Regions from separate parts of the Homo sapiens genome. Here region 1 is linked to region 2. A link is a contact called in ENCODE Hi-C or POLR2A ChIA-PET data. All regions are on one chromosome and are shown on one strand. Each heading gives the region's core, a stretch centred on a gene start or an enhancer-like site at or near the end of the contact. The rest is flanking DNA. Distances are from core to core; before and after follow the strand shown.

Region 1 (2,941 bases), core at 261-2,760, 77 kb after region 2:
TTAAATTTAGTGTTTTATTAAATGCTTATTAGTAATGCATATTTATAAATATTTCCAAATGCCTAAAACTGAAATTTCATGCCATCCTCAATGATTGTCAAGTTACTAGGCAGTAACTCACCCCGCTAGGGTTAATTATTACACCTAGTAACATTCATGCTGAAAACTCCTGCTTAGACTAATTACTCTCATAAATCTCTTTAGAGAAGTGTAAAATTCTCATTACTTAAATGATAAAACAACTAATCTACTAATCTTTGCTCCTTGTCCCTTCGAGATAATAAGATTGCCAAGACTGCTAGAGTTGAAGGATGTTTTAAGGTAATTAAAAATGTTGAAAGAACCGAGGGCCTAAAGAGCTCACAATGATGTCTGGAAACTGAGGGAGAGCAGAAATTGTAGAATAAAAAGGAATGTGGAAAGTTCACCCTTAAATTTATAAAGGGATTCTTTTCCATTTTAACCTGATTTTTAAACTTTTATTGCGGAAGGAGGTCCTTGAATATGTGGTTAAATTTGCTATCATCTAAAACTACATTAAATGCTTAAATTTTTCATTCATTTATTTACTTATTCAACAAGTACACATTGAAACTGAAGATAAAACTATCAACAGGACATCATCATTCACCTCATAGAGCTTGCAGTCCAGTAGTTACGGGTAAGTAAACAATTCAAATATTGTATGACTTGAAAGGCTTTTTTAAGGTGGTGTGACTCCATTTCACTGTAGCATTTTTTAGCCACTGCCACTGCTGGTGACTCACAAGTACCACATGGCTTAGCAGAATCACCCAGCTCCAAAAAATCAGTTATTAACGTTTGGTACATCCCAAGTATCTATTTGTTCATTGAAACGACCATTTCAGAGGTACATCAGTCTGGGTCCAAGCAGGAGAGAGAAACCACACTTGTTATTAGAACAAAGAATGGATCTGGGCAACATAGTAAGACCCCGTCTCTACAAAAAGTTAAAAAAAATTTAGCTGCACATGGTGGCATGCACTTGTAGTGCTAGCTACTCCAGAGGCTGAGATGGGAGGATCTCTTGAGCTCAGGAGTTCCATGTGGCAGTGAACTATGATTGTACCACTGTACTCTCTCAGCCTGGTTTGGCAGAGAGAGAGAGAGAGAGAGAGACCCTGTCTCAAAGAAAAAAAAAGAAAAAGAAAAAGAAAAAAAGAAAAGGAATGCCCTAAGTAGGTTGTAAGTAAGTTGTCAATACGTAACTAAAGTGGTGAAAAGTTAGGTGCTATAGAGTTGGCTACTGCAGGAAGCAGCTATGCTACCACCCCTGGGGCTGAAAGAACACAGGTAACAGGTTAGAACTATGAACACTTTCAAACTTGAAGGAGGGACCCTGTGGGGTCCCAGATCTCCAAAGAGAGGGTATGGCTTTGTTGGTACTGGAGGTTTTGTGGGGAGGCATGATGAAGCTGGTTCTGTAAGTGTTGGAAAAAGGAAACACCAATTCAGTTATTACTAGGAACTGTTGCTGCTGAGATGAAGAACATTCCTGAGGTGTTACTCACAGTAATGGGAAGACCACAGGAAACCAGGAGCACACAGAAAAGAACATGTTCTCTTTCCTTCTCCAGCCTTGCAGTCCTCCCCAGTCCCCCTACTGGCAGAGTCTAACAGGACTAGCTGGCAAAACAGAAATGTGGTTTTCTGAGTCCCAGCCCTCATTGTGAAGCAAAGTAGTAGTCTTGAATGAGTTTGGAACCAAAAGGTGATGATTTAATAACTAAGGCAAATGGGAAGCCAACAGAGTGGGCCCTGGACTCTGCTATCCTCAAAACCTCTTATCCAATGCCTGAGAAATACACCTTAAACTCCCTTCTGTGTAGTTCTGTGAGGATGAGTTCCCCTCCTACGTGGGGAAAAAGGCCACTAACAGGGAATCTATGTGAACATGTTTATCCTCTAGCCTTCATTATTCCCTCTCTGTTATGCAATAATACACACAATTATCTTAATATCTACAGATGCATTTAAGATATCCTTCCTTTCTGGCCTCTTGGCCAATATCTCTTCATGGAAAAATTGTATAATATTTGGAGATGTTTCCAGACTCTACTGACTCCTTTGGTTTTGCCAACAGCATGGTAAGAGTTATTGTAGGTGATATGGTTTGAATCTGTGTCCCTGCCCAAATCTAAAGTTTAACTGTCATCCCCAATGTTGGAGGTGGAGCCTGATGGGAAGTGATTGGATCATGGGGGCAGAGTTCTCACGAATGGTGTAGCACTATCCCCTTGGTGCTGTTCTTATGATAGTGAGTGAGTTATCATAAGATCTCATTGTTTTAAAAGTGTGTAGCATCTCCCCTCGCCTTTCTCTTGCTCCAGCCATGTGAAGTGCTTGCTCCCTCTTCACCTTCTGCCATGATTGAAAGTTCCCTGAGGCCTCACCAGATGCTGATACTGCCAGGCTTCCTGTACAGCCTGTGGAACCATAATCCAATTAAACATCTTTACTTTATAAATTACCCAGTCTCAGGTATTTATTTATAGGAATGTGAGAATGGACTAATACAGTAGGGATACATAGTACCTTTCCTTTCTACTAAGGGAGCCTCCAAAATGACTTTTTGCACAGTATTGAGTAAGAAATTGGTCAGCTGCTGGCTGTTTTCTTTGGGAGAGATACAGTTCTGGGAATTAACTGGGATAGCTAAGAATGTAATTTTTAGAAGGAAGGATGAAAATAATGAATTAGGCTCAGAGAATGGCATAGAATGGTTCTTTAGGGGAAAATACAGACATTGTAGAGCAATGGTTTGCATTCATCTTTTTAAACTTTTATTTTTAATACTAAAATGTTGGTGGGTACACTCAAGAGATCAAAATATTAAAGTACTCCAATACCACACATCAATAATCACAACTCTACAACTTCATAGCAGTGTTTCAAAATGTTTACAAAAGCATTTATAGTA
Region 2 (2,998 bases), core at 295-2,794:
TTTCCTCCAAAAGCATTGAGGTGGAGCCTCAATGCTAAGAATCCAGTCCCTGTGGTTGGGAGCTTGCCTCAGGTATGGGGGAGGCATAATCTCTGAGGTAGGGGATCTGGTCATCAGAACCAGAAGAAAACAGGAGAGGATGTGGGGTGAGAAGCTAAATGCAGCAAGGGCCATGTTTTCAGCACATCATTCCATATCTCCTTCTCTCCTTCTCTGTCTATAACCAAGTCATTTTTGGTGCAAAAAACTGAGGTCCCTTTTATGGAAAAGTGTAGGTACTGCACTGGATACCTGAGCTACAAGGCACAAGCCCAAAATTTTAGAAAGAGGTTTAAGTGTCAAATCCGTGGGACTTCAGTTTCACATCAGCATCATCCTCAGATCACTCACAGTCACCCAAGAGTGGGTAAGAATCTTTCCTGTCCTAGGGCTCAGGAACCTTCTGGTGTCTCCCTCCTGCTCTAAGCCAGCTCTCCATCCCTCCACACTTCGTACTTTCATCTCCTATCATGGCTGTAGCAGTCTTGGATCATCACTTTTGTCTTCCCAGGAAATCGTGTCTGCAGGTTTGTGAGAACATAGCTATTCATTCTGGTTGCCAGCCCCCTTCTTCTCTGCTGAGCCCTCCTGGGCTCACCCAGGGCATCAGGATCAGGACCAGAAAGAGGTCCTGGATTATTATCAGGACCAGAAAGAGGTCCTAGATTATTCTTGGGAAGAATAATCTAGTTGTCTCTCTGCTCCTGGTGATTTTCTTTTGAGGGGAAGTTATTCTCAGCAAATCTGTCCTCTTTGACCCTGCAATTCTAGGAATAAAATATTCTTAATATTACATCAAAACTACAATACCCCTATAAATCTCTTTGAGCCTCACATCCTCTTTCTATTTAAAAGAGATTAGACTCAGGAAAATGGACTCTACGGTAACCACAGGAGGGATAACTGTAGGGTGCTTTTAGGATTTTTAAATTTTTATATTTTGTTTTGTTTTAGTTATTAAAGTCTTGTACTAAAGCAATTGTAAGACATTCTCTTGCCCCATGTTACACTATATTCAGAGGGGTGGGAGAGTGTGGTGATACAATAGAATGGCAGCAAAACTAAAGGTCTACCTATCTTAGGGGATAAAGTTTATAAGAAAAATAATCATCAGAGCCATTAAGCATTTTTACTTACTATAAAGCTTTTTAAAATGTAGAATGGGAAGATAACAGCACCTAACCTAGGATCATGAGTCAGCATATGGACAACACAGAACAAGGCCTGGTGTGGGGAACGATATTGTAAGTCTTGGTCATCTCACTTGTTTCCCTTACAGCATCATTCTATTCTGTTCTCACAACAACTCTGCAAGGCAGGGGTTATTTCCATTTTATAGAGGAGGAAAATAAGTGATTTATTCATGCTTGCAAAACTACAAAAGTATAGAATTGAAGTTCTAGGTCTTCCTTTTTTATAATTCTGCAATCTGAGTGGCACTGGCTGGTAAATTCCATAGGAAAAATAATTCCTTTTTCTCTGAAGGTTTGGTCTTGGAATTGGGACAGGAAATAAAATTGGTGAATGTTGCATTCCAAGATTAGGAGTAAGTGGCTCTGACATCATCTTTGAAAAATGCAGTAGATGTCAATGCAGAGTTTATAGGGATGATTTCGGAGTCACCATTTACAAGATTTCATTCGCTAGTTATTACAAACCAATTTCTGCATTCAGTGCACTTGTGTGCACACACAGAAACACACACATTTTAAACATGGATCGATGCAAGAAATTGCATGAACATTTTCTTCCCTAGCATGTAGGAAAACTTCCACCCTAATTTTGAATTGTCCCATGTAACAGTTCACCACACATCTTACTACTTCTAGATATTATTTTTTCATTTTTTTCCCCTCTTTTCCTCTTTTCTTCATTCAACAAACATTTGTTAAATACCTACTATTTCCCCAGCCATCGACACATTCAGACAAATTGGCAGGATCCTTGCCCTCAGGCAGCCCTGGTTCCACTCATTCCTCCAGAGCTTTATTCCCCTTCTCTATCCCCACATTTCTCACTTTGGTTCAGACCTCTTTTCTATTTTTCTAGATTCTTGCAATAACCTCCTAAATGGTCACTGGACTCAACTTTCCGATCATGGCTTTTATCATGTTCTTTTCCCACTTAGAAACTATTCATGACTTCCTACTGTCTAATGAGTTAAGTACAGACCTCTTTTTGTGGCATTCAAAGCCCTCCTCATTCTGGCTTCTGACTTTTCTTATGTATCAACTTCTATAACTGCCCTCTTTCATCCCTTTGCTGATTTCCAATAGAAATACTATCCCACCAAGCACATTTCCTTCCTCCCCTCTATGTGTGGTTGCATCTCAAGTATTACTTTTTTGTTTTTTTGTGGTTTTTTTGAGATAGAGTGAGACTCTGTCACCCAAGCTGGAGAGCAGTGGTGTGATCTTGGCTGACTGCAACCTCTGCATCCCGGGTTCAAGCCTTTCTCATGCCTCAGCCTTCCAAGTAGTTGGGATTACAGGCATGCACCACCATGCCTGGCTAGTTTTTGTATTTTACATAGAGACAGGTTATCACCATGTTGGCCAGGCTGGTCTCGAACTCTTAGCCTCAAGTGATCCACCTGCCTCAGCCTCCCACAGTGCACAAGCATGAGCCACTGTACCTGGCCAAATGTTACATTTTATCTCAGTCACATATCCATACCCACCTTTCTAGCCTTATTATATATGTATCAACCAACAGAACAAAAAGAGAGAGCCCAGAAATGAACCTACATATGTATGCATGGTCCACAGATTTTCAACAAGGGTGCCAAGAATACACACTGAGAAACTAATAGTCTCTCCAGTAAATAGTGCTTGGAAAACTGGATATTCATGTGCAGAATCAAACTGGATCCTTATCTCACTCCCTATACAAAAAATCAACTCAAAATTTATTAAAGAGTTAAACATATGACCTGAAACTGTCAAACTATATGAAAAAA

The links. Hi-C counts contacts between places; a loop is a spot of excess contacts on that map. ChIA-PET counts read pairs that join two places held with the same protein, here RNA polymerase II (POLR2A). Pooled maps may share reads with other maps.
Region 1: a loop to region 2 is called in a pooled map, with 4 times the contacts of the local background. The contact joins two enhancer-like sites. A Hi-C loop is called at or near these places in 6 of 168 maps with a recorded cell type or tissue (HepG2, MCF 10A, PC-3 and 3 more) and 3 of 50 pooled maps. POLR2A ChIA-PET finds 5 or more read pairs at or near these places in 1 of 52 experiments (SK-N-SH).

Annotation. Positions count from the first base shown.
Region 1 is chr11:103,608,026-103,610,966 of GRCh38, forward strand. No RefSeq gene overlaps it. Among named protein-coding and RNA genes, the nearest start is that of MIR4693, 240 kb to the right of the region's middle. Within about 2 kb of position 1,511, at least 3 of the 41 ENCODE cell types and tissues checked have a DNase peak (open chromatin) inside an H3K27ac peak, as active enhancers do; they include endothelial cell of umbilical vein and mammary epithelial cell, where a contact is called at or near this core.
Region 2 is chr11:103,531,052-103,534,049 of GRCh38, forward strand. No RefSeq gene overlaps it. Among named protein-coding and RNA genes, the nearest start is that of MIR4693, 320 kb to the right of the region's middle. Within about 2 kb of position 1,545, at least 3 of the 41 ENCODE cell types and tissues checked have a DNase peak (open chromatin) inside an H3K27ac peak, as active enhancers do; they include endothelial cell of umbilical vein and mammary epithelial cell, where a contact is called at or near this core.